2 separate regions of the Homo sapiens genome follow, and region 2 is linked to region 1. Evidence: read pairs that join two places in POLR2A ChIA-PET (ENCODE). Cell type or tissue: Caco-2. All regions are shown on one strand. Links, peaks and the distances in the headings refer to the core of each region. The heading gives the core; the rest is flanking DNA. Region 1 overlaps EPB41L2 (erythrocyte membrane protein band 4.1 like 2). Region 2 overlaps LOC102723445 (a long non-coding RNA gene).

What was found. Peaks named below come from ENCODE experiments on the same cell type or tissue, not always from the same donor. Only the 100,000 strongest peaks of a DNase experiment are listed, where the experiment ranks them.
Region 2: POLR2A ChIA-PET joins it to region 1 with 9 read pairs; 3 of 35 experiments call an interaction of 5 or more read pairs at or near these places.

Annotation. Positions count from the first base shown.
Region 1 is chr6:130,960,329-130,976,088 of GRCh38, reverse strand. The region is part of intron 1 of EPB41L2 (erythrocyte membrane protein band 4.1 like 2); the gene reads left to right. Among named protein-coding and RNA genes, the nearest start is that of EPB41L2, 95 kb to the left of the region's middle. In Caco-2, for the core only: no CTCF peak of the experiment used is centred there; a DNase peak (open chromatin) is centred at 5,725.
Region 2 is chr6:131,086,671-131,102,430 of GRCh38, reverse strand. All of the region lies in intron 3 of LOC102723445 (a long non-coding RNA gene), which reads left to right. Among named protein-coding and RNA genes, the nearest start is that of EPB41L2, 31 kb to the right of the region's middle. In Caco-2, for the core only: no CTCF peak of the experiment used is centred there; no DNase peak of the experiment used is centred there.

The DNA.
Region 1 (15,760 bases), core at 4,100-8,099:
TTGGATTCCCTGTACAATCAGAATAAAAAAAAAGAGTTTTGTTTTGTTTTGTTTTGTTTTTGAGACGGAGTCTTGCTTTGTTGCCCAGGCTGGAGTGCAATGGTGCAATCTTGGTTCACTGCAACCTCCACCTCCCAGGCTCAAGTGATTCTCCTGCCTCAGCCTCCCGACTAGCTGGGATTACAGGCACATGCCACCGCGCCCAGCTAATTTTTTTTTGTATTTTTAGTAGAGACGGGGTTTTACCATGTTGGCCAGGATGGTCTTGAACTCCTGACCTCAGGTGATCCACCCACCTTGGCCTCCCAAAGTGCTGGGATTACAGGCGTGAGCTACCACGCCTGGCCAGAGGTTTTTTACAAAATTTCTTCTGAGTACTTTTTAGGTTATTTTAGTTTTTTTCCAGAAAATTGTGTTGTCTGGTTCTTTTCTTAGTAGGATAGATGATAATCACTTTACAGATGGGGGCTAGATGAGCAGAAGTGAGATAACCAAAAGGAATTCTTCTTCCTCATTGTCTTTTCTGTGATATTGATAACTGTACTTTCTGCCTAGAGTTTGTGTCTCTTAAGGTTTTTGAGCCATGAGTGACTCATCAGATTATTGGGTTCTCTGTATCTTACTCATTCTTTGTCCTCATAAAGTAGGAGGTAGGATGATTTTTAAAAGTCAAATTATGATACTGGGTTTAAGATAAAATTCTGTGTCTACACAAACTCACATACACAAATGTAGGGAAAGTGTTCCCCTCCTAACCTTAACCAACTTCCTTGAATATTTTAAAATTAACTTTTGGAGGATAAACCTAATTTCCTGTTTTAATGAAATAATGAGACATTGTCGAAACATGACCTTTTTTGGTCTTCTCAAAATACATGTAATAGATATAAATTCATATAATAACAATGTTTGAATATTAAGACATTTGTAGATGTTTCCTATATATTTTGTGTACTCAAATGTATTTAAATCATATTGGAAATAAGTAAATGACACTGGACGTGCTTTGTGTACTTCTCTGCTAATAACCCATCAAGTAACCTCACATGTTATTTCACCTCTCTGGGTTCACTTGACTTATCTGGAAAACAAGAGTGTTAAAACGGCTGCCTTGCCAGCCTGGCCAATATGGTGAAACCCCGTCTCTCCTAAAAATAACAAAAATTAGCCAGGTGTGGTGGCGGGCACCTGTAGTCCCAGGTACTCGGGAGGCTGAGGCAGGAGAATCGCTTGAACTCGGGAGCCTGAGGCAGAAGAATCACTTGAACCTGGGAGGCAGAGGTTGTAGTGAACTGAGATCGCGCCACTGTACTCCAGCCTGGGAGTCAGAGCAAGACTCCATCTCAAAAAAAAAAAAAAAAAAAAAAAAAAGAAAAGAAAAGAAAAAAGAGGCTGCCTTAGTGGAAAAGTCTATTGGCTTTGAGGGCAGACCAAATTGATGTGAATTTTGGCTCTACCACTCATAAGTGGGTATATGAGTTTGAGATTCAATTTCTCTAGGTTCTAATAGTCTAATTTTTAAATTCACTCTATTAATAGTTCTCTTTCAAAATCATAGTGCCACAAAACTCATTCTCTCTGAATTCTCCCAACGTTTTTTTGAACAATGAGATTCACAGGTCTCCTGAGTAGGATCTTTTGAAGCCAGGGAGGAGCTGAGCAGTAGCATTGGGTTCCATAGCTAAGAAGTAGGCATCTTAGCTCGTGCTGCCATAATAAAATACCATAGACTGGGTGACTTACACAACAGGTACTTATTTCTCACAGTTACTCTAAGTTGTAGAATTTCTGGTAAGGGCTCTTCTTTGCTTACTGACAACTGCCTTCTACTGTGCCCTTCATGGTAGAGAGAGAATGAGAGACTGCACAAGTTCTCTGGTGCTTCTTTTTATGAGTACACTGATTTCATCATGAGGGCCCCACCCTCATGACCTTATCTAAACCTATCTCCCAAAGCTCCTACCTCCATCACATTGTGGGTTAGATTTAACATAGGAATTTTAGGGTGATGCAATTCAGTTTATAGCAGTAGGAGAGTAAGAGAGTAAGAGAAGAGAGCAGGAGACACAGGGGTGTTAAGAAATGCGTAGGATGGACCAGAAGATCTACCACTGTTGAATTCATAGGGCCCAGTGCTGCTATAGGTTAGAAGTTTTCACATTTCTGGATTACATGGAGTTACAAATTTCAGAAAAAAGGTTGAAAGTGTGAACCCTGAATACCTGACGACATGTGCCCATGGTGGTCAGAGCACAGTTTGGTTTTATACATTTTAGGGAGACAGGAAACATCAGTCAACATATGTAAGATGAACATTGATTTGATCTAGAAAGGCAGTGGGGAGGGGGCTTCCTGGTCACAGGTAGATAAGAGACAAATGGTTGCATTCTTCTGAGTTTCTGATTAGCCTCTCCAAAAGAGGCAATCGGATATGCATTTATCTCAGTGAGCAGAGGGGTGACTTTGAATAGAAAGGAAGGAGGCAGGTTTGCCCTAAGCAGTTCCTAGCTTGACTTTTCCCTTTAGCTTAGTGACTTGGGGGCCTCAAGATTTATTTTCCTTTCACAAAGGCAATATTTTTCCAAGTTAAGTATATTGTAACAAATTTACAGTTACACTAGCAGTATTTATTAAAAAACACATTTAACATAAAAAGGTGGGAAGAACTTAATCTGCATAAGGGATGATGCTCTGAATTGAATAAAATTGGCTCTACTAAAAAACTCACCAAATTGCCCCTTTGTGAACCAATGAAAACTTTATGATGGGTAGTAAAATTTACTTCCACTATGTAGAATGACTTAAAAAAAAAAAAAGTTTTGTGTCTGCCCATTTTGACAAAGATGAATATCTCTTCAGAGGTGCCATGGAAACTTTTACCAAAATAAAATTTTTAAAAAAGTGAAAAAGTGAAGAAGAGAAGTGAAGACTTCCATCAAGTCTTCCCATTAAGCAAACCTTACTTTTTAAAATTTTTTATTTTTTTTGAGATGGAGCCACTCAGGCTGGAGTGCAATGGCACGATCTCGGCTCACTGCAACCTCCGCCTCCCGGGTTCAAGCGATTCTTCTGCCTCAGACTCCCGAGTAGCTGGGATTACAGGCGTGCGCCACCACACCCGGCTGTTTTTTTTTTTTTTTTTTTTTTTTTTGTATCTTTAGTAGAGATGGGGTTTCACCATGGTGGCCAGGCTGGTTTCGAATCCCTGACCTCGTGATCCACCCACCTTGGCCTCACAAAGTGCTGGGATTACATTACAGGCGTGAGCCACCACGCCTGGCTGCAAACCTTACTTTTTCTGCTAGTTGGTACTGGTGACATCTTGTTTATCTGTTAATAAATATCTAAAGCATTTTCTTTGCGATTTACAAGAGACCCATTAAAGACTTTGCTGTAGGTGAATGTGAACAGATAATTACTACTGCTTTGCAGGAGAGTAACACAGTAGTTGGGTAAAGCTGTAGAAATGCACAAGTGCACTTATAGTCTATCTGAGTCCTGAATTGTCAAGGCAAATATGTGTGTTGGGAAAAAAAAAAACCCAGAATTTAAATTGTGGAAATGTAAAGGGTGGTTGGTACTGTAGAGTTAAGGAACATTAGTTATTTCTCAGATTGTGCTGAGCTGAATCTTAGAATTGACACATTTTCTTTTAGTGACTTTACATTTATGTTGCTTCCATATTTCTTTAGAGTCATATGATAGGTGGATGTAGTATTATCTTATTTTTAGTCATTTCTCCTTTTTTTTTTTTTTTTTTTTTTTGAGATGGAGTCTCATTCTGCTGCCCAGGCTGGAGTGCAATGGCGCAATCTTGGCTTACTGCAACCTCCACCTCCTGAGTTCAAGCAATTCTCCTGCCTCAGCCTCCTGAGTAGCTGGGACCACAGGCATGCGCTACGACACCCTGCCAATTTTTGTATTTTTAGTAGAAATGGGGTTTTGCCATGTTGGCCAGGCTGGTCTAGAACTCTTGATCTCAAGTGATTCGTCCACATCGGCCTCACAAAATTCTGGTGTTACAGGCATGAGCTACTGGACCTGGCCATTTTTAGTCATGTCTCAATTTAGGATTGAAATATGAAACAAGGATTTAACAGCTTTATAGCTACATCACGGTAACTATACTATCTAGGTTAAAATGCACCTCCATTTTTATGTACAGGTTGAATGAATAGACATTCTTGTATAAATGAGTTGAAATGAATATTTTATTTTTTAATGTTGAAATATGGATGATATATTTGCAGTTTTTCTATATCTGAAAGTTTGTCTATAGTAATTTATAGATAAAAATGAGTAGGCTGTACAGTAGGCCTCCCCTTATTCATAGTTTTGCTTTCTGCAGTTCAGTTACCTGCAGTCATCTGTGGTCTGAAAATATTACATGGAAAATTCCAGAAACAAGCGATTCATAAGTTTTCAGTTGCAAACCATTTTTAGTAGCATGATGAAATAATCACACTCTCTGCTCCATCCTGTGCAGGATGTGAATTATCCATTTGCCCAGTGGCTCCATGTTGTAGAAGCAGCCACTTGTCAGTTACTTAGTAGCCGGCTTGGTGATCAGACTGACTATCGTGATATCACAGTGCTTGTGTTCAAATCACCCTTATTCTACGTAATAAAAGTACAAGAATAGTGATAGTGGCCATTTGAATATGTCAAAGAGAAGCCATCAGGTGCTTCCGTTAAGTGAAAAGGGGAAAGTTCTTAAGGAAAAGGAAAAAAATCGCATGCTGAGGTTGCTAAGATCTATGGTAAGAACCTAATCTTCAACCTGTGAAATTGTGAAAAAAGAAAAATAAATTTGTGCTAGTTTGGCTGTCGCACCTCAAACTGCAAAAGTTATGGCCACAGTGCATAAGTGCTTAGTTAGGATGTAACAGGGTGGCCGGACGCGGTGGCTCACACCTGTAATCCCAACATTTTGGGAGGCCAAGGCAGAATGATCACTTGAGTCCTGGAGTTGGAGATCAGCCTGGTCTGTAACATAGTGAGACTCTATCTCTACAAAAACGTAAAAAAATCAGCTGGGCGTGGCAGTGCATGCCTGTGGTCCCAGCTACTTGAGAGGCTGGGGTGGGAGTGGGAGGATTGTTTGAGCCCAGGAGGTCGAGGCTGCAGTGAGCCATGAGTGTGCCACTGCACTCCAGCCTGGGTGACAGGGTGAGACCCTGTCTCTGAAAATAAGTAAGAAAATTTAAAAAGTACAAGGCATTAAATTTGTGGGTGGAAGACATGAACAGAAGAAACACATTCCAATTGATGAGTTGGGTTTGGTACTGTCAATGGTTTCAGGCATTTACTGGGCTTCTTTCCCCGAGGATAAGGGGGACTACTTTATGTTGTGTACATATACTTTTGGTGTCTATTCTGGGATGAATTAAAATGACAAAAATAAAAACAAAGTTGCAGGATGGAGACTCAAAGCAAAGCAAAAGTCATAACCAGGAAAACTAAATGAGAAAAAATCTCAGGATAGAAGAATTTTATAAAAATTATAGAATTACAGTTGTGTCATTAAAACTGGTTTCTATGCCGAAGGTTCTTCATTCAGTGGGTAAAACAGGCAGCAGGAAGCTGACTTTTTTCTTTGACCCATGTGCATTTTCTAGCTGAGGAATGAAGTGACTTGGAACCAAACTGGGCTTTTCTACTGAGCATGTCCCTCTCCAGCAGGGTCTGGCTTGGGTGGAGCCAGTCTTGCTCGTTAAGCTTTTGGACGCTGGATTTCCATCAGCTTTCCACAGTTTTCCAATGACAGGAAATAGCAGACAGCGGGCTTGATGTGCTTAAAAGCTGCGTATGTATTTCAAGGGGGGCGATTATTAGGACATTTTTGTTGCAGTGGTTGGGTTTTGTGATACATGCTTGTTTGTTTCTGCTTGTGGAGGAAGTTTGCTATTGAAAGTGTGACTAGTCAGGGGACTGAAAATTAGGAAAATACTAATGTACAGAGTAGATGGAATCTGGGTACGTACACTGTTTCGCAAGGGAATATGTTGTGATATTTGAACTAAGCCCTGTGAAAAATACATTTTTCCATTGGGCCGAGTTTAGTTTTAGATGACTTGTTTGCATTTTTCTAGGCAAATGTTGACTTTTGTCAGGCTATCTTTAACATGATAGCTTTTTCAGGTTTGACCTATGAGAATAATGAAGCTAGTTGGTTTCTTTTATATGCTTGTCTGGTTGTTTCACAATTTTTTCAGTGGTATGACATAATACTGTACAAAATCAGTATGATATTATTTCTGGAAGCACAGTGAGGACTATGTAAGGTTAATAGTGTGCAGTTACTTTCTTTTTAGCATCTTAAAGAGTAATAACTTTCAATTTACTTATAAAGTGCTTCATTTTCACCCTAACTTGTTTGATTAAAAGAAGTTGTACTGTAGCTATCAGAGATTTGAGTTCACAGTTTTTAGCTAATAATCTGTAGATTATTAGCCATTAACAGTTACCAAAGTCTGGTTATTGGTTTGATATTGTCACACCCTAAGTAAATACTGATAGAATAAGAATAGGTATCAACATCTTCTTTTATTACTGAATATTTAATTGGTTGTCACATTGAATAAATGTGAAAATGCATATTGCCCAGATTCTGACATCCAGACTTGGGAAAAAATCTTCTTGCGTGTTCTTTATATAATCTAACAGTCTAGCAGTCTTTAAAAAGATCCTTGCTTCATTGCGACTTACTGACAAAATGAAAAACAGGGCCACTGTAATTAGCAGATGACCTCTGCGATTCCTTTTTTATTGTTGACACTGTTAGGGATGCTCTATATCACTGAAGTATTTATGGTATTTTGAGGGGGGTACATGTGTACTTGGGAAGTTTAAGTTTTCCATTTTTTTTTTTGTCACAAGGAAGAATTGTCTCTTCAAATTATTTGCAACGTGGGTGTGGGTGCTGAATAAATGATAACTGTTGAGGTGATGCTGATGACCTGGACAGCCAATCATCCCCCACATCTGCTTTGTAGTGTTCCTGTACGGATGATATAATATATTGGTGATCTATAGTTTAGTATCATAGCAGGATCACAAGGAAAGTTACATTGGAAAGGTAAATTTTAAACTTTGACGTTGGTTTTGCTTGCATTTTTTGGTGGACTCCAGACGTTGAATGCCTGACATATTCTCCAGCATGATTCTCTACCAAATCACTTTTGCAAATGTTGAACTTCAAGAATTTTACCTCTAAAAAAACAAATACATTTCACTGAAGTAAAAACGTATTCTAGCCACCACCACCTAAAAATAGTTATTTGAAGTTCTTGCTAAGTAGTTCTGAACTAAGTGAATCCTCGGAGTAGAAATACTTAACTTTAAAAAAAAAAAAAAAAGGTTTTATAGCACTCCAAATGGCATGTCTGTAATTCCATTGTAGTTACAGCTTTTCCCGCCGAGGGAAAGTTGCTCTTATCAAGCCAGGCTTGGAGGGTCCATAATTTGGATACTCTCTGGCACCTTCTGCTGATCAGCCAGTGGACTGGGGCCAACATTTGGATATGCTTGCTTAAGCTAGAAGTGTCATTCAGTTTATAGTCTTAGTTTTTAGAATATATGCTATGTATTGGTAGAACTCTTTAGTAGTGCTATAATTACTTAAAATGGCAGAAGAACTAACGGCCAAAATTTAAAAAGTGAATTATATTTTTTTATGAGGTTTAGGTATTTATGCCTGTTGACTACAGCATTCCAAAGCTTATAGAGAAGAGGATTTGAAAGTATGAGATCAGTGTAGGCTCCAGCTTGGTGGACTTGTCATAGTGTGGGGGAGTTGATTGACTTTGACAAGCTTTTGTCTTATGACCTATTAAAATGCAGCGTCTGCAGCCTGTGCGTTTATCCTGTGCAGTTAACCTTGGTGGATTTGTCGTTTGCTTATTTGGGAAATGCCTCTTGTACCACTACTGTTATTTTTTTGAGTTTGATTCACACAGAAATAGTATTAGACTGGTTGTTGATTACTGTTGGATACCAAGTGGGCACGAGTTTTATGATGGGGCTGAGGAGCCATTTTATGCATAAGATAGTTGTGGGGTGAGCTTAGGAAAAATAGACTCGCTGGCATCTGTCATGATCATGGGAGTTTGTTGGTATTGGCCGTGCTCTGGTTTGAGCTTGGTTATGATGTCACTGGAATAAACTGCACGTTAGCATTTTTTTTTCTATAGAGCATTAATAGGGGGGTGGCCCAAATAAATGTTCCCTAAATACTAGGAACATCACAAAAGATATTTATCAGGAAGCCACTGGATGCAAACACTGTGCTAGGAACATGTAGTTGTTTTATCTGCACAAAAGCTTTACCCTCTTCATATGAATATAGTAGCAGATGGGCAGGGAAGAGGTGTGGACAGGAAACTGATGACAAGCTTGTGCTTTCAGGCCAATTTTATTCCTGCTTTTCCCTGTGAGGAGGAAGCTGCTGAAAGAGATTGGGGAATGTTTATGTATGACCAGCTTAGACATTTAATAGGACTCTTCCCATTCTGTTTACTCTGCCTTTAAAAAAAAATGTCCCCAACTTTCAGAGAACTCTATTTCCAAGTGCCCCATTCCCAGCCCTCCAGCAGAGAATACGAATAATCTTTTTACGCTGCCTGCATATGCACCGGTATTATTGTTAGCAAAAGCCAGTTGTTTGTTTCAAGTCCACACTGAGGAAAAAAGGATAAAAAACAAGCAACGTTTTCTCAGGAACTGTAATTGACTCTTGAACAACATGAGCCCACACTGCATAGGTCCACTTATATGTGAGTTTTTTTTTCAGTAAATCTAATCAGCCCTCCATATAGGCAACTTCTGTATCTGCAACCAAATTCAGGTTGAAAATAACTGTGTTTGTAGGGTGCTAAACTTGGATATAGATGGCTGACTTTTCCTGTCCACAGGTTCGGTAAGGCTGACAGCAGGACTTGAGTATGTGTGGATTTGGGTATCTGTGGACCAATCCCCCACAGATACTGAGGGACAACTGTATTTTTTTAAATGAAGAACTGATACACTTCTTAAAAAAAATGTTGCTGCACTAAAAGCTTGGGTGTTGAGCTTAAACTACTTAGGGGAACAATCTAGATTGGGGGTAAGTGGTGGGTTTGTGAAATATACTGAAGTGAAGGCTGGCAGAAATCAGATTCTTTGAGGATATAGAAACAGTCTTAACCTTCATACGCTAGGAAATCCAAAGCTTAGGCCATCTTAATGCTACTGCTGAGCTGGAGTCGATGTTCATTTGTGTGGCTAGAGCTGTGTGACAAGGCAAATTGGCATCGTGGCTTGTGGGAGTCATATTGGCACGTGTTGTCTCCAAGGAAGCTGGCTAACCAAGCTGGGTTCACTTAATGCATAAATATTGTTCTCCTAGTAAAGTACTTAAGTGTTTAAGTTTATGAAAACTTCTGTTCATTAAAAACATTGTCTCCCATATCTGTACCTCGGCAGTCATCTACCCAGCACCACCCTCCATTCCCCATAATCACTGTTGTTACTCTCTTGCATTCTTCCCCAGTTTCTTTACTCATTTAAAGGAAAATGTGTGTGTGTATGTGTGCATATTCACATATGCATATTCGCATCCTTTATTTGTGTATCTCCCACACGCTTTGCTTTCAACCTATAAGATGTGATGTCTGTATAAGGTATCCTATCCATATAAAGTGACCTATCACTTATACCGTCTGAATCTTGCTGTTTGTACTTAACAATGTACTTAATAATTGGAGTTATTATCCCAAGTGGGGCGGCAGCCTTTCTCATCTTTTCTCTTTACAGTTGCATAGTATTTTGTTGTATGAATGTGTGGTATAAGACCCCCTGTTGATGGACATGGATCCTGAGCTTTTACAGTGTTGTAGTGAGTCACCTTTACATAATTATTTTACATATGCACAGATATATCTGTAGGATACCTTACCACAAGCTTGTCCAACCTGTGGCCTGCAGGCCGCAGGAGGCCCAGGAAAGCTTTGAATCCTGCCCAACACAAATTTGTAAACTTTCTTAGATCATTATTAGATTTTTTTTTTGCAATTTTTTTTTTAAAGCTCATCAGCTATTGTTAGTGTATTTTATGTGTGGCCCAAGACATTCTTCTTCTTCCATTGTGGCCCAGGGAAGCCACAAGATTGGACACCCCTGCATTACCACAAGCAGGATTACTAGTTTAAAGTGTGGACACATTTGGAATTTTGAAAGCTATTGGCAAATTGACTTCCACTGGGCCCATACCAGTTTATTCTTCTGCTAGCAATTGTTTGAGAATGCCTGCATTCCCATAGTCTTGCTCAATGAGTGCATGATTAAACTTTTGGATGTCTCCATTCTGAATTTTTAGTTTCATTTCTTTTACTAAGAGTGTGACAAGTACCTCTTCATATGTTTATGTGCCACTTGTGTTTCTTTCTTTCTTTTTTTTTTTTTTTTTGATAACTGTTTATCCATTGGCCACTTTCCCCACCATTGGACCGATGATTTAAATTGGCCTAGCCAAAAATTTAAAAATAAAATTTGTTTTTTATTTTTTTGATGTTGAGGCAACTTACACCAGACTTGTTTTATTGGGCTTTTTTATTCAAGTTACTTGAATTCAGATAGAGACCAAATAAAATTGAGAAGGAGAATTAGTCCTCTCCAAAAATCATGTAATGACTATTTTGTATGTTATGAGTGTTTAACCAGTATTTCCTATGAAGGACCATTCATTGTGTGATTTCCTGAAGAGATAACAAGAAAATCGTGGCTGCTTTTCAAACTAGTAGTAATTTTTAAATCTAAATTACCAAGATTTATGAATTGGTTACAAGTTGTTTGACTATGAATGCTAATCTTATTACCTATGTCTCCCACTATACTGAGAGCAGGATTCTTTCATCTGTATTACTGGTGCCTGGTGCATATGCTTTGAGAGTACTCAATAAACACTTGTCTTGAAAGAAGGGGATAAGATACTGACCCCACTCACATCCTGATGGTCACTAAAATTCATGAGGGGTGGTCCATTAGAACATGCTGCTAATGATTATAAAGCCCCAAAAGGTAGTGGTAATTATCAGTTTCACTTTTCAGCAAATCATTAACTGTCGGGCATCATGCTAGGTGCAAGTTATATAGTAGTGAAGTCGTTTTGGGATTGAAGGCAGTGTTGTACAAGGTCTTTAGAGCTGGACGGCCTGGGTTTGAATTCTGGCACTTCTCTTTATTGGTTATATGGCTTTGACCAACCCATCTATCCTCTTTTTACCTTCTTCATCTGTAACATGAGAATAATTTCAGTTCCTTCCTAGAAGAGTTGAGAAGGTTCGAGTTGCTGCATGCCATGTTTCTAGAGCAGTGTTTAACAAATAGCTGATATTATCATGATTATTTCTGTTGTGATTACTGTTATTACTACCATTATTATTATTATTATTATTTTAGTAAACAAATATAGTTATTTTCTTGGCAGAATCTCTATGTGATGACAGTAGCTGATCATTTATTATGAATTTATTATGTGCCAGGCACTTTATGTATTATAGCATCTAATCTAATGCTTAGAATCAACCAGTGAGTACATTTTGTATCCTTTTTTTTTTTTGCTTATGAGGAAGCTGAAACTCAGCAAGGCTAAAATAACTTGTCTGCGGTTACATGGCTAATAAGCAGAGCTGAAATTCTAATCCTGTTTTATTTCACAGTCTTCATCTCCAAGCCACCAGGCTATTTTATTCAGACATAGGTAACTTCTCACAGAAAGAATATAGCTTCAGGCTGGGCGCAGTGGTTCATGCCTGTAATCCCAGCATTTTGGGAGACTGAGGCGGGTGGATCACTTGAGGTCAGGAGTTTGAGACCAGCCAGGCCAACATGGTGAAACCCCATCTCTACTAAAAATACAAAAATTAGCCGGGCATGGTGGCATGCACCTGTAATCCCAGCTACTTGGGAGGCTGAGGCAGGAGAGTCGCTTGAACCCGGCAGGCGGAGATTGCAGTGAGCTGATATCATGCCATGGCACTTCAGCCCTGGGCGACAGAGGGAGACTTCGTGTGAAAAAAAAAAAAGGAAAAGAAAAGAAAGAATATAGCTTCAGCTTTGATTATTACACAGAATTGGGCCTCTACCTGAGAGAAGGAATTAGAGCAGATGCAGTTCACCAAGATTTCTGACCATACAACTCAGTGTGCATAATTGATTGATGAGAACTCAGCAGGGTTCTGGATGTCTCTAGATAATCTCTGCTAGTGTGTGTTGTTGGATTGCCAGTATTACAAGGTTTATATGCATTATGGTTATGTGAATAAAAATACCCAATATTAGAGTCCTTCATGATTTATATATGGCCTCTGGTTGTTTAGCTTTAACTTCAGGAAATCGTATCTATTTCCAAGATTGCCTTAGTTGCTGGTGGAGAATGCTTTGCCTGGCACAGGTCTTTTTCTTGTCTCCATCCTTAGTGACAGCAGTAGGGGCTTTCTTTCAACAAAGAAGATTGTTACCTTGATTGTTATTGCAACTGGATGTTATTGAAAATTATGCCTTAGTTTTCATATACCCCTGTCTCCAACATATGAAGAAAGGGACTCATATGTTGATAAAGTAAGATTTTTTTTGGTTTCATTCTTATTTAGAGTTGTTAGAGTAAAGAATTAGTGATTTATCTCACTAATATTAACTCAAGTATTAGGTTTTTAAAAATTGAACATCATTTGGAAAAAATGGAATACTTTGACAACCATAGCTCTTAGTTATGAGGGTTGTAAAATGCAGTGGGAGTAATAATGACCCAAGATCTATATGTACTCTCAGTTTCTTAATCCTTATTTTCTAATGCTCTCCTCAGAATATGCAGAAGTCAACATCAAGATGTTTTTGACTACAAGTAACTGAATCCCTGGCTCATTGAGCCAGAGAGGAGTATGTGATTTCACAAACAGGAAGCTCCAGCACAGGACTGGGCCATGTGTGGCGCGATCAAGGAGCTGGTCCTCTTCTCTGTGATTCTCTTGCCAGTGTCCTTTGTTGTGTGTCAGTGTGTCATCAGGCTTATTCTTCTCTGTGGATTCAAGATGACAACAGCATTTAACAGAGTTATGTATACAATGTTCAGAGACAGCAGAAGGGGCCTCCTCTTCCTCTGGCTCTTTTTAGAGGGAGAGATCCTTTTCCAGAAGCCCACCAGTGGACTTCGTGCATATTTTCTTGCCAAGGGGTGGGAGACTACCATGATTGCCCTAGACCAATAGAAGCTACCCTTGAGGCCAATCTGGAGCTAGCCTCTATTGAAACACATGTGGAAGGGGGGAAAGTGGAACAAAATTTAGGTTCTATTAAAAAGGAGAAAGAGTGGAAGAAATATATCTGAATGTCACCTGATCCCATCTAGACTTGAACTAGGGAAGATTGTAGTTCATATGTTTTGTATGTGTGGGTTTAATTTAAACCGGATATTAGTTTACATCTTTATAGTAATAGCTCTGTCTAATAGGTCCCTTATCCTTTTAAAAATAAATAAACAAGTGATATAGTGGGTTATAAAGGTAACTAGGGTGAGCAGCATTGGATTACTTGTTCATCCTCCCCATATAGATAATATGAACTAACAAATAGTCCCTTTGGAATGTATTTATACTTACTTGAATATGAAGTATGGTATTTTCTAGACCATCTGACACTTAAGAAACATAAACCTGTGAGGGTAAGGACTTACTTGCACTCTGCTCTAAGTCTGCCTGTTTTTGTTATTCCTTCTTCCTCTCCAGATATTTCTTCTTCCTTGTTCCCCTTCCCACCCCACTTCCTCCTTCCCCTCTGCCCCACCTCTCCTGCCTCTTCCCCTTCTCCTTTTAAATGATGAATATATTTGAGAAGCATCACCTCTTTATTTCCCAAGTAGAGTTAGGTGGCTGCTGAATCATTTCTACATTTGTTTTTTTTCCCTCACGTTTGATGGCATCAAATAGTGCATTATTAAAAGACCTTCTCTTTCAATAGCTATAGGCCCTTCGGGGAGGTGAACATACAAGCACGTGATTGTGGGTATCAGCAGGATGCTCTACATATCCTCTACCCACAAGCAGATGAAAACTAGTTTTATCCGATGTAGAAAATGGCCAGAACTGTCTACACATTGCCAATATGTTTTAAGTTCAATGGTTATTTGTTGCAAAGTTTTGTTGTTTTCTCAAAGCTCAAATGAAAGCCTCCCTCCATCCTCTTGCTACCATTTTTGAAGCTTAGAAATACATACCTTCCCATTTTGTGAATCTTGGATCCTTACAAAATGGGTTGAGCTCTCTTGGTAGAAATTAAAGACTCTCATATTGCTTGTGATCTCAGCAAAGAATGGGAGCTACTCAGCTGGCAGCAGCACCTACCCTGTTCCCTGCTCAGGGGTTTTGTTAACAGTAAGGTCCCAGTTTCCTCAATGTTTTAAGGAAACATCTGAACCCAAGAATTAGCATGAACCCCTTGCTTGAAGTTGTTTGTGTGTTTGTGAGGTTGTGTATCTGCTTTGCTTTGCTTGCTGTAGTATTCTGATTAAGGGCCAATGTTTTAAGTAGCATGATGTTATATGGTTGGCAGTTCAGCCTAGTGATAGAGATAGCACATTAGAATTTACCTCCTTTTTTAAACGTTGGAAAAAAAAGAATGGGTTTATGTAACACAGCTCCTTACCTAACCAGTACTGATCCTCTATTGATGATGGTTTTCTGCTTCATTGCATGTTAAATGATGCATGCTTTTTCTCATGAAGCTGTCACAATGACGAACACTTTTATCAACCCAGATGGAGCATGCCAACATGGTAATTGTGTCAAAACCACATGCTTGTCTAATGGGCGGGCTGTTCACAGCAGTGTTCTTTTTAGTTGATGATAAGTAGAAAGATCATTACTTAATGTATTATATAACTATACTAATGATGGATTTTGGGTAATTATAATTAAATATTAGTCAATGAGCATTGCCAGAGTTTGGGAAACCTTAGTTCCAGTTTTGGCTTGCCCATCTGACTTTACCATCTCAGGCAAATCTCCTGGTCTTTCTGATCCTCAGTTTGGTTGTTGATAAAATAAAGTGAGGATATTAGACTAGATGATTGAACAATACTCATTTAGTAAGTACTTAATAGATACCTATTATGTGCCAGTCTAGATGCTGGGAACATAGCAGTATATAAAAGAGAGATCCCAGCCCTCATGGAGTTTTCATTTTAGTGGGAATGTCAGCATTCCACTACAAGAGTTCTCATTTTCATGGGTGATAGAGTTTAAAGGCTTATCCACATATGAAAGAAACTCAGGGTTATAGGCATGATAATTAGGGTGAGTGGATGTACTGTAATCATGTTTTCTTGATGGTGGTAATTTGTTCAAGAAGCCATTTTATCAACAAAGAAGGTAGTGTTTTGTTTTGAGCTCTGTTGAACTCTTGAAACTGTTTCAAGAATATGTTGAGTAATGATCCAATTAGTCTTTTCCATTGTTTTCTGTCTTGTAACTTCCATTTGGATGGGTGACACTGATCATCACTTTTGAGGCTCTTAACCCTTATGGGTGTTGTGAATACAGTGGTGATTGAGGATGACTTCGTGAGGCTTAACCATATGGTTTTGTCGGTGCTCTTCCTGTCTGTATTTGTACTTTGTCTTCAGTGTCTGTCAACCAGCTCAGTTATGATTACATGGTCAAGCAATAACGTACAAATGGGATTTTCTTTGTTATTTAAATTCATCTATAAATTTCTTACTTTTAAGAGA
Region 2 (15,760 bases), core at 7,873-11,872, 120 kb before region 1:
AATAACAGTAAGTATGTTTAAGCCCTTTAAAAGAAAAAAAAACAGTGCTTTCGGTTTGGAATTTACTTTTCTAAATTTTTTGACATCGAAATTAATGTTTGAAAATAATAAAAGTAATGATGATCTGATCAACTTAATCTGGTATCATAACTCCAGAGTTGTAGATACAATAGTAGAGGGTGTGTAGCCCTCAGCTTTAAAGATTATCAACTAATGATTAACATAACGTTGGGACAGGTGCTGTAAAGGATGGAGATTATCATGCTTTTGGAATTTCTGACTCACACTATAGTCTGCCATAAAGAGCAGTATAAAAAAGGATTTGTTCAGATTGAAGGAAATCACATAATTAGTCTTTTAGTGGCAGTAAGGACTGCATGTTTTAAGATAATTCTAGGTGAAAAGGCCTTCCTGTAGATTAACTGTTACCAGCTCCCTTTTTCCTGTCTGACTGTCAACTTATGCAAAATTTTACTCCTTTCAAATTTGGATAATACCTCTCTTTCTTTGCTTGCTATTAACGTGATTAATCTGTTTCTTTTCTTTTTTTTTTTTTTTTTTTTGAGACGGAGTATCACTCTGTCTCCCAGACTGTAGTGCGGTGGCGCAATCTCTGCTCAGCGCAAGCTCCACCTCCTGGGTTCACGCCATTCTCCTGCCTCAGCCTCCCAAGTAGCTGGGACTACAGGCGCCCGCCACCATGCCTGGCTAAATTTTTGTATTTTTAGTAGAGTCGGGGTTTCATCGTGTTAGCCAGGATGGTCTCAATCTCTTGACCTCGTGATCCGCCCACCTCGGCCTCCCAAAGTGCTGGGATTACAGGCTTGAGCCACCGCACCCAGCCTAATCTGTTTCTTGTACCTTCATTTCTCTCTTTCTGCCTCTCTCTCACATGAAGTCTTTTTCCATGGTACCATATTCTCAGAAATTATAATGAATGTAATGAGAAAAAGAGTAACTCATCATTTCAATGTTTTCTTTGCAAACAGCTTTTCAGTTACAACTCAGTGGTATTACATGATGGCGTTTATGTCAACAATTCTTAACCTTCTTACTCTCAGGGACATGGGGATGCTCTTCTCCAGATGTTTACTAAACTCTCCTGCAGATGAGATTTTATGTTACAAAAAAATTTCAGAGTTGAATGAATGAATAAAGAGAAGAGACAGAAGTTGTCTAAAACATTCAAGTTTATAAAGACATTTACAGAATGTCCTGGAGTCCTTCAGCTCTCCTGTGATGAAATTCCCTTTCACATCTCTCACATAACGACAACTTGTCTCAAAGTGAAGAGACTTTTGTGATGAATACTCTGTCTTCATTCAGAAAGGAATTTCCTTATCCCTAAGTGCTAAGTGGTTGAGGATCCCATCTTACCCAATTTTTGTTCCTTGCCTACCAATAGCGGCCTCACTGTGTGTATATGTGTGTGTGTGTGTGTGTGTGTGTGTGTGTGTGTGTGTGTGTGTGGTCAGAGACTGGCACCTTGCTTTTCCTCCCTGCCTTCTAATTTGACTGAGGACTTCTAGGAGCTTCCCTTTCCTTCCCTGCTTCCTTAGGGAATCTTCAATAGTTAGAGGGCTACATTTTGAGAAGGTGTTTTCCTATGGGCTATAGTTGAACATCAGAATCAATTTTCACAAAGAAGCGATGTTGCCCAAGAAAATATGTCCTGTAGCATAAGCAAATGGAAAAACATTCCATCCTCATGGATAGGAAGAATCAATATTGTGAAAATGGCCATACTGCCCAAAGTAATTTATAGATTCAGTGCTATTCCCATCAAGATATTTGATATTCTTCACAGAATTAGAAAAAACTACTTTAAATTTCATATGGAATCAAAGAAGACCCCATATAGCCAAGAGAATCCTAAGCGAAAAGAACAAACCAGAGGCATCACACTACCTGACTTCGACTATACTACCAGGCTACAGTAACTAAAACAGCATGGTACTGGTACCAAAACAGACATATAGACAAATGGAACAGAACAGAGACCTCAGAAATAACACCACACATCTACAGCTATCTGATCTTCAACAAACCTGACAAAAACAAGCAATGGGAAAAGGATTTCCTATTCAATAAATAGTCCTGGGAAAACTGGCTAGCCATATGCACAAAACTAAAACTGGACCCGTTCCTTACACCTTATACAAAAATTAACTGAGGATGGATTAAAGACTTAAATGTAAAACCCAAAACCATAAAACCCCTAGAAGAAAACCTAGGCAATTTCATTCAGGACATAGGCATGGGCAAAGACTTCATGACAAAAATGCCAAAAGCAATTGCAACAAAAGTAAAAACGGACAAATGGAGTCTAGTTAAACTAAAGAGCTTCTGCACAGCAAAAGAAACTATCATCAGGGAGAACAGGCAACCTACAGAATGGGAGAAAATTTTGGCAATCTACCCATCTGACAAAGGTCTAATATCCAGAATTTACGAGGAACTTAAACAAATTTACAAGAAAAAAGCAAACAACCGCATCAAAAAGTGGGCAAAGGATATGAACAAACACTTCTCAAAAGAAGACATTTATGTGGCCAACAAACATATGAAAAAAAGCTCAACATCACTGATCATTAGAGAAATGCTACTGAAAACCATAATGAGATACCATCTCATGCCAGTCAGAATGGCAATTATTAAAAAGTCAAGAAACAATAGATGCTAGGGAGGCTGAAATAGGAATGCTTTTACACTATTGGGAATGTAAATTAGTTCAACCATTATGGAAGACAGTATGGTGATTCCTCAAGGATCTTGAACCAGAAATATGATGTGACCCAGCAATCCCATTACTGGTTATATACCAAAAGGAATATAAATCATTCTACTATAAAGACACATGCACACATATGTTTATTGTAGCACTATTTACAATAGCAAAGTCATGGAACCAACCCAACTGCCCATCAATGATAGACTGGATAAAGAAAATGTGGCACATATACACCACGAAATACTATGCAGCCATAAAAAAGGATGAGTTCATGCCCTTTGCAGGGACACAGATGAAGCTAGAAGCCATCATCCTCAGCAAACTAACACAGGAACAGAAAACCAAACACCGCATGTTCTCACTCATAAGTGGGAGTTGAATAATGAGAATACATGGACACAGGTAGGTGAATAATACACACCAGGGCCTGTTAGGGGTTGGGGGGTGAGGGAAGGAAACTAAGAGGACAGGTCAAAAGGTGCAGCAAACCACCATGGCACAGGTATACCTATGTAACAAACCTGTTCGTTCTTCACATGTATCCCAGAGCTTAAAATTAAAACAAAAATAGAAAAGGAAATATTAAGAAAAAGGAATATGTGTCCCATAGGCATATGGATAAATACACAGTTGAGCTACATTGTGGCTCTCCAATCATTCATTTGTTGGTTTGACATGTATGTATTTATTTATCAAATGACTGCTATATCCTATGCACTATTTTACAGACTAGGTATTAAGGACTCTTATTCTAGTGGGGACAGTTAAAAAGGTAAACAACTAAACTATATAGAGTGATATATCCAAGAAACATCCGAGAAAAAATAATAAAGCAGAGAAGGCAGAGTAAGGAAGAATGGTTACGCTATGTTAGATAGGGTGGTGAGAGAAGTCTTCTCTGAGGAGATAACATTTTAATAAAGACCTGAAGGAGGCCAGGCATGGTGGCTCACACCTGTAATCCCAGCACTTTGGGAGGCTGAAGCAGGAGGATCACTTGTGGTCAGGAGTTCGATACCAGCCTGGCCAACATGGTGAAACCCTGTCTCTACTAAAAATACAAAAATTAGCCGGGCATGGTGGTGAGCACCTGTAATCCCAGCTACTCAGGAGGCTGGGGCAGGAGAATCTCTGGAACCCAGGAGATGGAGGTTGCAATGAGCTGAGATCGTGCCACTGCACTCCAGCCTGGGTGACAGAGTAAGATTCCATGTCAAAAAAAAAAAAAAAGAAAAAGAAAGAAAAACCTGAAGGAGAAGAAAGTCTTGCATGAAACCGAGGGAAGAACATTCCAGGCAGAGGATTCGGCAAGTACAAAGGATCTACCTAAGGTAGTTGTGAATGTGTGTTCCAGGAAGAGCAAGAAGACCAGTGAGGATAGAGTACAATAAAAGAATGGAAGTACATTAGGGAATGAGGACAGAGAAGTGCAGATGGACAAACCCTATGAAAAAATTGCAAGGACTTCGGTTCTGCTCTAAGTAACATGGAAAGCTACAAGGGATTTGAGCAGATGTCTGACATGATCTGACTTTTATTTTAAAGTTCATGCTGGATACAGTATTGAGAAAAGTCTGAAGGGGATGTGGGTGAGAGTAGAAACATCGAAACTAGTTAGGAGGTTATTGCAATAATAGGTGAGAAATCAGGGTTGTTTAGAACAAGATAAGAGCGGTAGAGATGATGAAAGGAAATATATCTGGAAATATGTGAAAGTCAAGTTAATAAGCCAATGTCTATGGATACAATAAGGGATGAGCAAAAAAATAGCGTTGAGATGACTGGGTCTTATTGAAGTGTTGCAGTGTCAATCTCCAGTTGAAATCTATACTATCAATAATGCTTATGATTACAGATGAGAAAACAGAAGTTCAGAGAGGTTAGGTAATTCACCTACAGTCACGCAGGGTGCAGGAGGAGGAAGCAAGGTTTAAACCCAGATCTATTTGATCAGAATCCATACTTTTAAACAGTACTACTTAATAACATACTTTTTAAAGAAAACTTTTATTTTAAGTTAAGGGTTACATGTGCAAATTTGTTATATAGGAAAGTTGTGTCATGGGATTTGTTGTATAGATTATGTCATAACCCATAATCTATGGGTACCTATTAGTTATTTTTCCTGATCCTCTCCCTTCTCCCACACTCCACCCTCCAATAGGCCTCAGCGTGTGTTGTTTCCATCTATGTGCCCATGTATTCTCACCATTTAACTCCCACTTATAAGTGAGAACATGCAGTATTTGGTTTTCTGTTCCTGTGTTAGTTTGCTAAGGATAATGGCCTCTAGCTCCATGCATATTTCTGCAAAGAACATATCATTCTTTTTAGGGCTGCATAGTATTCCGTGGTGTATATGTACCAAATTTTCTTTATCCAGTCTTCTATTGATGGGCAGTTAGGTTGATTCTATGTCTTTGCTATTGTGAATAGTGCTGCAATGAACATATGCATGCATGTTTGTTTATAATAGAATGATTTATATTTCTTTGGGTATATACTCAGTAATGGGATTGCTGGTTGAATGATATTCCTGTTTTTAGGCCTTTGAGAAATCACCACACTGTCTTCCACAGTGGTTGAACTAATTTACGCTCCTACCAACAGTGTATAAGCGTTCCTTTATCTCCACAACCTCACAAGTGTCTGTTATTTTTTGGTGTTTTATAATAGCCATTCTGACTAGTGTAAGATGGTATCTCATTGTGGTTTTGATTTGCATTCCTCTAATGATCAGTGATGCTAAGCTTTTTTTCATATGACTGTTGGCCTCATGTATGTCTTCTTTTGAAAAGTGTTCGTGCCCTTTGCCCACTTTTTAATGGGGTTGGTTTTTTTTCTTGTAAATTTAAGTTATTTATGGATGCTAGACATTAGACCTATGCCAGATGTGTAGTTTGCAAATTTTTTCTCCCATTCTGTAGGCTGTCTGTTCACTCTGTTGATAGTTTATTTTGCTGTGCATAAGTTCTTTAGTTTAATTAGCTCCTATTTGTTAATTTTTGCTTCTGTTGCAATTGCTTTTGGCATTTTCATCATCAAATCTTTGCCTGTTCCTATGCCCACAATGGTATGGCCCAGATTGTCTTCCAGGGTTTTTAATTTGGGGTTTTACATTTCAGTCTTTAATCCATCTTGTGTTAATTTTTGTATATGGTGTAAGGAAGGGATCCAGTTTCACTCTTCTGCATATGTCTGGCCAGTTTTCACAGTACCATTTATTGAATAGGGAATCCTTTCCTCATTGTGTGTTTTTGTCAGGTTTGTCAAAGATCAGCTAGTTGTAGGTGTGCAGCCTTAGTTCTGGGTTCTCTATACTGTTCCATTGGTCTATGTTTTTGTACCCGTACCATGCTGTTTTGATTACTGTAGAACTGTAGTATAGTTTGAAGCTGGGTAGTGTGATGTCTCCAGCTTTGTTCTTTTTACTTAGGATTGCCTTGGCTATTTGGGCTCTTTTTTAGGTTCCATATGAATTTTAAAATAGTTTTTTCTACTTCCGTGAAAAAATGTCATTGATAGTTTAATAGGAATAGCACTGAATCTATGAATTGCTTTGGGCAGAATGACCATTTTAACAACATTGATCCATCCTATCCATGAGCATGGAATGTTTTTCCATTTGTTTGTGCCATCTCTGATTTCTTTGAGCAGTGTTTTGTAGTTCTTGTTGTAGAGATCTTTCACCTCCCTGGTTAGCTGTATTCCTAGGTATTTTATTTTGAGTGTGTGGCAATTTTGAATGGGATTTCATTCCAATTTGGCTCTCAGCTTGACTGTGTATAGGAGGGCTAGTAATTTTTGCACATTGATTTAGTATCCTGAAATTTTGCTGAAGTTGTTTGTCAGCTTAAGGAGCTTTTGGACCAAGACTATGGGGTTTTCTGAATATAGGATCATGTCTGAAAACAGGAATAGTTTGACTTCCTCTCTTCCTATTTGGATACTATTTATTTCTTTCTTTTGCTTGATTGTCTTGTGCTGGTTTTCAAGGAAAATGCTTCTAGCTTTTGCCCATTCAGTATGATGTTGGCTGTGGGCACTTATTATTTTGAGCTACGTCCTTTCGATACCTAGTTTATTGAGAGTTTTTAACATGAAGTGGTGTTAAATTTTATCAAAAGCATTTTCTGCATCTATTGAGACAATTATGTGGGTTTTGTCTTTAGTTCTGTTTATGTGATGAATCCTATTTATCAATTTGTTTATGTTGACCCAACCTTGCATCTCATAGATAAAGACTACTTTGTCATGGTGGAAAAACTTTTTGATGTGCTGCTGGATTAGGTTTGCCAGTATTTTGTTGAGAATTTTTGCATCAATGTTCATCAAGGATATTGGCCTGAAGTTTCTTTTTTTTGTTGTCTCCCCCAGGTTGGTATCAGGATAATACTGGCCTCACAGAATGAGTCTGGAAAAAATCCCTCCTTCTCAATTTTTTGGACTAGTTTAAGCAGGAATGGCATCAGCTCTTCTTTGTACATCTGGTAAAATTCAGCTGTGAATCTGTTTGGTCCCGAGAATTTTTTGGTTGGTAGCTTATTTATTACTGACTCAATTTCAGAGCTCATTATTGGTGTGTTTGCAGATTCAATTTCTTCCTTGTTCAGTCTTGGAAGGATTTATATGTCCAGAAATCTATCCATTTCTGCTAGATTTTCTGGTTTATGTGCTTAGAGGTGTTCATAGTATTCTCTGATGGTTATTTGTATGTCTGTGGGATCAGTGGTAATATCCCCCTTGACATTTCTGGTTGTGTTTCTGTGAATCTTTTTTCTTCTTTCTTAGTTTATCTAGTGGTCTATATTATTAATTTTTTCAAAAAACCAGTTCCTGGATTCATTGATCTTTTGAATAGTTTTGTGTGTCTCAATCTCCTTCAATTCAGCTCTCATTTTGATTCTTTCTTCTCTTTTGCTAGCTTGGGATTGGTTTGCTCTTGGTTCTCTATTTCTTTTAGTTGTGATGTAATAATAGGTTGGTAAATTGAGATCTTTCTGTTTTTTTTCTTTTTCTTTTTCTTTTTTTTTTTGAGACAGGGTCTCACTCTGTCACCCAGGCTGGAGTGCAGTGGTGCAATCTTGGCTCACTGTAACCTCTACCTCCCCAGTTCAAGCAATCCTCATGCCTCTTCCTCCTGAGTGGCTGGGACTGCAGGTGTACCCCACCATAACCAGCTAATTTTTGTATTTTTAGTAGAGGTGGGTTTTGCCTTATTGGCCAGGCTGGTCTCAAACTCCTGACCTTAGGTGATTCACTCACCTTGGCCTCCCAAAATGCTGGGATAACAGGTGTGAGGCACCATGCCCAGCCCTTTCTAACTTTTTTATTGGTCATTTAGTGCCATAAATTTCCCTCTTAACACTGCCTTAGCTGTGTCCCCGAGATTCTGGTGTGTTGTTTCTTTGTCCTCTTTAGTTTCAAAGAACATCTTGATGTCTGCCGTAATTTTATTATTTACCCAAAAGTCATTCAGAAGCAGGTTATTCAATTTCCAAGTAATTGTATGGTTCTGAGGGAATTTCTTGGTCTCGATTTCTAATTTGTTTGTGCTGTGGTCCAAGAGATTGTTTGTTATGATTTCAGTTTTTTTGCGTTTGCTGAGGAGGGTTTACTTCTGATTATGTGATCGATTTTAGAGTAAGTGCCAAATAGCAGTGAGAAGAAGGTATATTCTCTTGTTTTGGGATGGAGAGTTCTGTAGACGTCTATCAGGTCCATTTGATCCAGCGCTGAGTTCAGGTCCTGAATATCTTTGTTAATTTTCTATCTTCATGATCTGTCTAATATTGACAGTGGGGTGTTAAAGTCTCCCATTATTGTGGGAGTCTCCATCTCTTTGAAGGTCTCTAAGAACTTGCTTTATGAATCTGGGTGCTCTTGCGTTGGGTATATATATATATATATATATATACACATATATATATATATATATATATATGATAGTAAGATTTTCTTGTTGAATTGAACTCTTCACCATTATGTAATGACCTTCTTTGTGTTTTTGATCTTTGTTGGTTTAAAGTCTGTTTTGTCTGAAAGTAGGATTGCATCCTCTGCTTTTTTCTGTGTTTCAATTTGCTTGGTAGATGTTTATGCATCCCTTTATTTTGAGTGTATGTGTGTCACTGCATGTGAGATATGCAAGTTGGATAAAGCACCAAGACCTGCTGGTGTGCTGTCTTCAAGAGACTGGATAAAGAAGACAGCATACCAATGGGTCTCCGTTCTTTATCCAGTGGGCCACTCCATGTCTTTTAATTGGGGCATTTAGCCAATTTACATTCAAGGTTAGTATTGATATATGTGGATTTGTTCTGTTCATCATGATGTTACATGGTTATTTTGCAGACTTGTTTACATGGTTGCTTTATAGTGTCACTGATCTGTGTACTTCAGTGTGTTTTTGTAGAGGCTGGTAACAGTCTTTCCTTTCCATGTTTAGTACTTTCTTCAGGAGCTCTTGTAAGGCAGGTTTAATGGCAATGAATTCCTTGAGCATTTGCTTTTTTGAAAAGGATCTTATTTCTTCCTCACTTAAGAAATTCTAGGTTGGAATTTTTCTTTCCTTTTTTTTTTTTTTTTTTTTTGAGACAGAATCTTGCTATGTCACCTGGGCTGGAGTGCAGTGGTGCAATCTTGGCTTGCTGCAACCTCCGCCTCCCGGGTTGAAGCAATTCTCCTGCCACAGCCACCCTAGTAGCTGGGATTACAGGTGCATACCACCACGCCCGGCTAATTTTGTATTTGTAGTAGAGACAGGGTTTCACCATGTTGGTCAGGCTGATCTCGAACTCCTGATGTCAGGTGATCTGCCTGCCTCAGCCTCCCAAAGTGCTGGGATTGCAGGTATGAGCCACCATGACCAGCCTCTTTTCTTTAAGAATGTTGAATATTGGCCCCAATCTTTTCTGGCTTGTAGGGTTTCAGCTGAGAGGCCTGCTGTTTCTCTAATGGACTTCACTTTGTAGCTGCCTTTAAGATTTTTTTTTCTTATATTCACTTTTTTATTTGGAATTTAAAAACTATAATCAGAGGCACATAATGGTCACATTCTTACTTTTTAAAATTTATGTTATATAGCTGTTAAATGCTTGTGTTAAAAAAGTTATAAAATTTCAAGCATACCCCAAAGCAGACAGAGTAGTATAATGACACCCATATATTCGTCATGCATTTGAACAATTAATGTCTTGTCAGTCTTGTTTCTTGTATCCCCTATCTATCCTTCCATCTTTTTTTTATATATACTTTAAGTTCTAGGGTACAGGTTTGTTACATATGTATACATGTGCCATGTTGGTGTGCTGCACCCATTAACTCGTCATTTACATTAGGTATATCTCCTAATGCTATCCCTACCACCTCCCCCCACCCCACGACAGGCCTCGTTGTATGATGTTCCCCATCCTGTGTCCAAGTGTTCTCATTATTCAATTCCCACCAATGAGTGAGAATATGCGGTGTTTGGTTTTCTGTCCTTGCGATAGTTTGCTCAGAATGATGGTTTCCAGCTTCATTCATGTCCCTACAAAGGACATGAACTCATCCTTTTTGATGGCTGAATAGTATTCCATGGTGTATATGTGCCACATTTTCTTAATCCAGTCTATCATTGACGGACATTTGGGTTGGTTCCAAGTCTTTGCTATTGTGAATAGTGCCGCAATAAACATACGTGTGCATGTGTCTTTATAGCAGCATGATTTATAATCCTTTGGGTATATGCCCAGCAATGGGATGGCTGGGTTAAATGGTATTTCTAGTTCTAGATCCTTGAGGAATCACTGCACTGTCTTCCACAATGGTTGAACTAGTTTACAGTCCCACCAGCAGTGTAAAAGTGTTCCTATTTCTCCACATTCTCTCCAGCATCTGTTTTTTCCTGACTTTTTAATGATCACCATTCTAACTGGTGTGAGATGGTATCTCATTGTGGTTCTGATTTGCATTCTCTGACGGCCAGTGATGACGAGCATTTTTTCATGTGTCTGTTGGCTGCATAACTGTCTTCTTTGGAGAAGTGTCTGTTCATATCCTTCGCCCACCTTTTGATGGGGTTGTTTGATTTTTTCTTGTAAACTTGTTTAAGTTCTTTGTAGATTCTGGATATTAGCCCTTTGTCAGATTAGTAGATTGTAAAAATTTTCTCCCATTCTGTAGGTTGCCTGTTCACTCTGATGGTGGTTTCTTTTGCTGTGCAGAAGCTCTTTAGTTTAATTAGATCCCATTTGTCAATTTTGGCTTTTGTTGCCATTGCTTTTGGTGTTTTAGACATGAAGTCCTTGCCCATGCCTATGTCCTGAATGGTATTGCCTAGGTTTTCTTCTAGGGTTTTTATGGTTTTAGGTCTAACATTTAAGTCTTTCATCCAACTTGAATTAATTTTTGTATAAGGTGTGAGGAAGGGTCCAGTTTCAGCTTTCTACATATGGCTAGCCAGTTTTCCCAGCACCATTTATTAAACAGGGAATCCTTTCCCCATTTCTTGGTTTTGTCAGGTTTGTCAAAGAGCAGATGGTTCTAGATGTGTGGTATTATTTCTGAGGGCTCTTTTCTGTTCCATTGGTCTATATCTCTGTTTTGGTACCAGTACCATGCTGTTTTGGTTACTGTAGCCTTGTAGTATAGTTTGAAGTCAGCTAGCGTGATGCCTCCAGCTTTGTTCTTTTGGCTTAGGATTGTCTTGGCAATGTGGGCTCTTTTTTGGTTCCATATGAACTTTAAAGTAATTTTTTCCAATTCTGTGAAGAAAGTCATTGGTAGCTTGATGGGGATGGCATTGAATCTATAAATTACCTTGGGCAGTATGGCCATTTTCACGATATTGATTCTTCCTATCCATGAGCATGGAATGTTCTTCCATTTGTTTGTGTCCTCTTTTATTTCATTGAGCAGTGGTTTGTAGTTCTCCTTGAAGAGGTCCTTCATGTCCCTTGTAAGTTGGATTCCTAGGTATTTTATTCTCTTTGAAGCAATTGTGAATGGGAGTTCTCTCATGATTTGGCTCTCTGTTTGTCTGTTATTGGTGTATAGGAATGCTTGTGATTTTTGCACATGGATTTTGTATCCTGAGACTTTGCTGAAGTTGTTTATCAGCTTAAGTTGCTTTGGGGCTGAGACAATGGGGTTTTCTAAATATACAGTCATGTCAACCGCAAACAGGGACAATTTGACTTCCTCTTTTCGCAATTGAATACTTTTATTTCTTTCTCCTGCCTGATTGCCCTGGCCAGAACTTCCAACACTATGTTGAATAGGAGTGGTGAGAGAGGGCATCCTGTCTTTTGCCAGTTTTCAAAGGGAATGCTTCCGGTTTTTGCCCATTCAGTATGATATTGGCTGTGGGTTTGTCATAGATGGCTCTTATTATTTTGAGATACGTCCCATCAATACCTAATTTATTGAGAGTTTTTAGCATGAAGGGCTTTTGAATTTTGTCAAAGGCCTTTTCTGCATCTATTGAGATAATCAGGTGGTTTTCTTCTTTGGTTCTGTTTATATGATGGATTACGTATATTGATTTGTGTATGTTGAACTAGACTTGGATCTCAGGGATGAAGCCAATTTGATCATGGTGGATAAGTTTTTGATGTGCTGCTGGATTCAATTTGTCAGTATTTTATTGAGGATTTTTGCATCGATGTTTATCAGGGATATTGGTCTAAAACTCTCTTTTTTGTTGTGTCTCTGCCAGGCTTTGGTATCAGAATGATGCTGGCCTCATAAAATTAGTTAGGGAGTATTCCCTCTTTTTCAGTTGATTGGGATAGTTTCAGAAGGAATGGTACCAGCTCCTCTTTGTACCTCTGGTAGAATTTGGCTGTGAATCTATCTGGTCCTGGACTTTTATGGTTGGTAGGCTATTCATTATTGCCTCAATTTCAGAGCCTGTTATTGGTCTCTTTAGGGATTCAACTTCTTCCTGGTTTAGTCTTGGGAGGGTATATGTGTCCAGGAATTTATCCATTTCTTCTAGATTTTCTAGTTAGTTTGTGTAGAGGTGTTTATAGTATTCTCTGATGGTAGTTTGTATTTCTGTAGCATCAGTGGTGATATCCCCTTTATCATTTTTTATTGCGTCTGTTTGATTCTTCTCTCTTTTCTTCTTTATTAGTCTTGCTAGTGGTCTATCAATTTTGTTGATCTTTTTAAAAAACCAGCTCCTGGATTCATTAGTTTTTGAAGGGTTTTTTGTGTCTCTATCTCCTTCAGTTCTGCTCTGATCTTAGTTATTTCTTGCCTTCTGCTAGCTTTTGAATGTGTTTGCTCTTGCTCTTCAAGTTCTTTTAATTGTGATGATAGGGTGTCAATTTTGGATCTTTGCTGCTTTCTCTTGTGGGCATTTAGTGCTATAAATTTCCTGCTACAGAATGCTTTAAATGTGTCCCAGAGATTCTGGTATGTTGTGTCTTTGTTCTCGTTGGTTTCAAAGAACATCTTTATTTCTGCCTTCATTTCGTTACGTACCCAGTAGTCATTCAGGAGCAGGTTGTTCAGTTTCCATGTAGTTGAGTGGTTTTGAGTGAGTTTCTTAATCCTGAGTTCTAGTTTGATTGCACTGTGGTCTGAGAGACAGTTTGTTATAATTTCTATTCTTTTACATTTGCTGAGGAGTGCTTTACTTCCAACTATGTAGTCATTTTTGGGATAAGTGTGATGTGGTGCTGAGAAGAATGTATATTCTGTTGATTTGGGGTAGAGAGTTCTGTAGATGTCTATTAGGTCTGCTTGGTACAGAGCTGAGTTCAATTCCTGGATATCCTTGTTAACGTTCTGTCTCGTTTCTCTGTCTAATGTTGACAGTGGGGTGTTAAAGTCTCCCATTATTATTGTGTGGGAGTCTAAGTCTCTTTGTAGTTCTCTAAGGACTTGCTTTATGAATCTGGGTGCTCCTGTATTGTGTGCATGTATATCTAGGACTGTTAGGTTTTCTTGTTGAATTGATCCCTTTACCATTATGTAATGGCCTTCTTTGTCTCTTCTGATCTTTGTTGGTTTAAAGTCTGTTTTTATCAAAGACTAGGATTGCAACCCCTGCTTTTTTTGTTTTCCATTTGCTTGGTAGATCTTCCTCCATCCTTTTATTTTGAGCCTATGTGTGTCTCTGCATGTGAGATGGGTCTCCTGAATACAGCACACTGATGGGTCTTGACTCTTTATCCAATTTGCCAGTCTGTGTCTTTTAATTGGAGCATTTAGCCCATTTACCTTTAAGGTTAATATTGTTATGTGTGAATTTGATCCTGTCATTATGATGTTAGCTGGTTATTTTGCTCGTTAGTTGATGCAGTTTCTTCCTAGCATCAGTGGTCTTTACAATTTGGCATGCTTTTGCAGTGGCTGGTACCTGTTGTTCCTTTCCATGTTTAGTACTTCCTTCAGGAGCTCTTGTAAGGCAGGCCTGGTGGTGACAAATCTCTCAGCATTTGCTTATCTGTAAAGGATTTTATTTCTCTTTCACTTATGAAGCTTAGTTTGGCTGGATATGAAATTCTGGGTTGAAAATTCTTTTCTTGAAGAATGTTGAATATTGGCCTTGACTCTCTTCTGGCTTGTAGAGTCTCTGCCAAGAGATCCGCTGTTAGTCTGATGGGCTTCCCTTTGTGGGTAACCCAACCTTTCTCTCTGGCTGCCCTTAACATTTTTTCCTTCATTTCAACTTTGGTGAATCTGACAATTATGTGTCTTGGAGTTACTCTTCTCAAGGAGTATCTTTGTGGCATTCTCTGTATTTCCTGAATTTGAATGTTGGCCTGCCTTGCTAGTTGGGGAAGTTCTCCTGGATAATATCCTGAAGAGAGTTTTCCAACTTGGTTCCATTCTCCTCATCACTTTCAGGTACACCAATCAAATGTAGATTTGGTCTTTTCACATAGTCCCATATTTCTTGGAGGCTTTGTTCACTTCTTTCTACTCTTTTTTCTCTAAACTTCTCTTCTTGCTTCATTTCATTCATTTGATCTTCAATCACTGATACCCTTTCTTCCAGTTGATTGAATGGGCTACTGAAGCTTGTGCATGCGTCACGTAGTTCTTGTGCCATGGTTTTCAGCTCCATCAGGTCATTTAAGGTCTTCTCTACACTGTTGATTCTACTTAGGCATTCATCTAATCTTTTTTCAAGGTTTTTAGCTTCTTTGTGATGGGGTTGAACATCCTCCTTTAGCTCAGAGGAGTTTGTTATTACTGGTCATCTGAAGCCTTCTTCTCTCAACTTGTCAAAGTCATTCTCTGTTCAGCTTTGTTCCATTGTTGGTGAGGAGCTGCATTCCTTTGGAGGAGAAGAGGAGCTTGATTTTTAGAATTGTCAGCTTTTCTTCTCTGGTTTCTCCCCATTTTTGTGGTTTTCTCTACCTTTGGTCTTTGATGATGATGACGTACAGATGGGGTTTTGGTGTGGATGTCCTTTCTGTTTGTTAGTTTCCCTCGTAACAGTCAGGACCCTCAGCTGCAGGTCTATTGGAGTTCGCTGAAGGTCCACTCCAGACCCTGTTTGCCTGGGTATCAGCAGTGGAGGCTGCAGAACAGCAAATATTGCAGAACGACAAATGTTGCTGCCTGATCGTTCATCTGGAAGCTTCGTCTCAGAGGGGCACCCGGCTGTATGAGGTGTCAGTCGGCCCCTACCAGGAAGTGCCTACTAGTTAGGCTACTTGAGGGTCAGGGACCCACTTGAGGAGGCAGTCTGTCTGTTCTTAGATCTCAAACTCCATGCTGGGAGAACCACTACTCTATTCAAAGCTGTCAGACAGGGACGTTTAAGTCTGCAGAAGTTTCTGCTGCCTTTTGCTCAGCTATGCCCTGCCCTCAGAAGTGGCATCTACAGAGGCAGGCAGGCCTCCTTTAGCTGTGGTGGGCTCCACCCAGTTTGAGCTTCCCAGCCACTTTGTTTACCTACTCAAGCCTCGGCAATGGCAGGCACCCCTCCCCCAGCCCCGCTGCTGCCTTGCAGTTCGATCTCAGACTGCTGTGCTAGCAGTGAGCAAGGCTCTGTGGGCATGGGACCCTCCGAGCCAGGTGCGG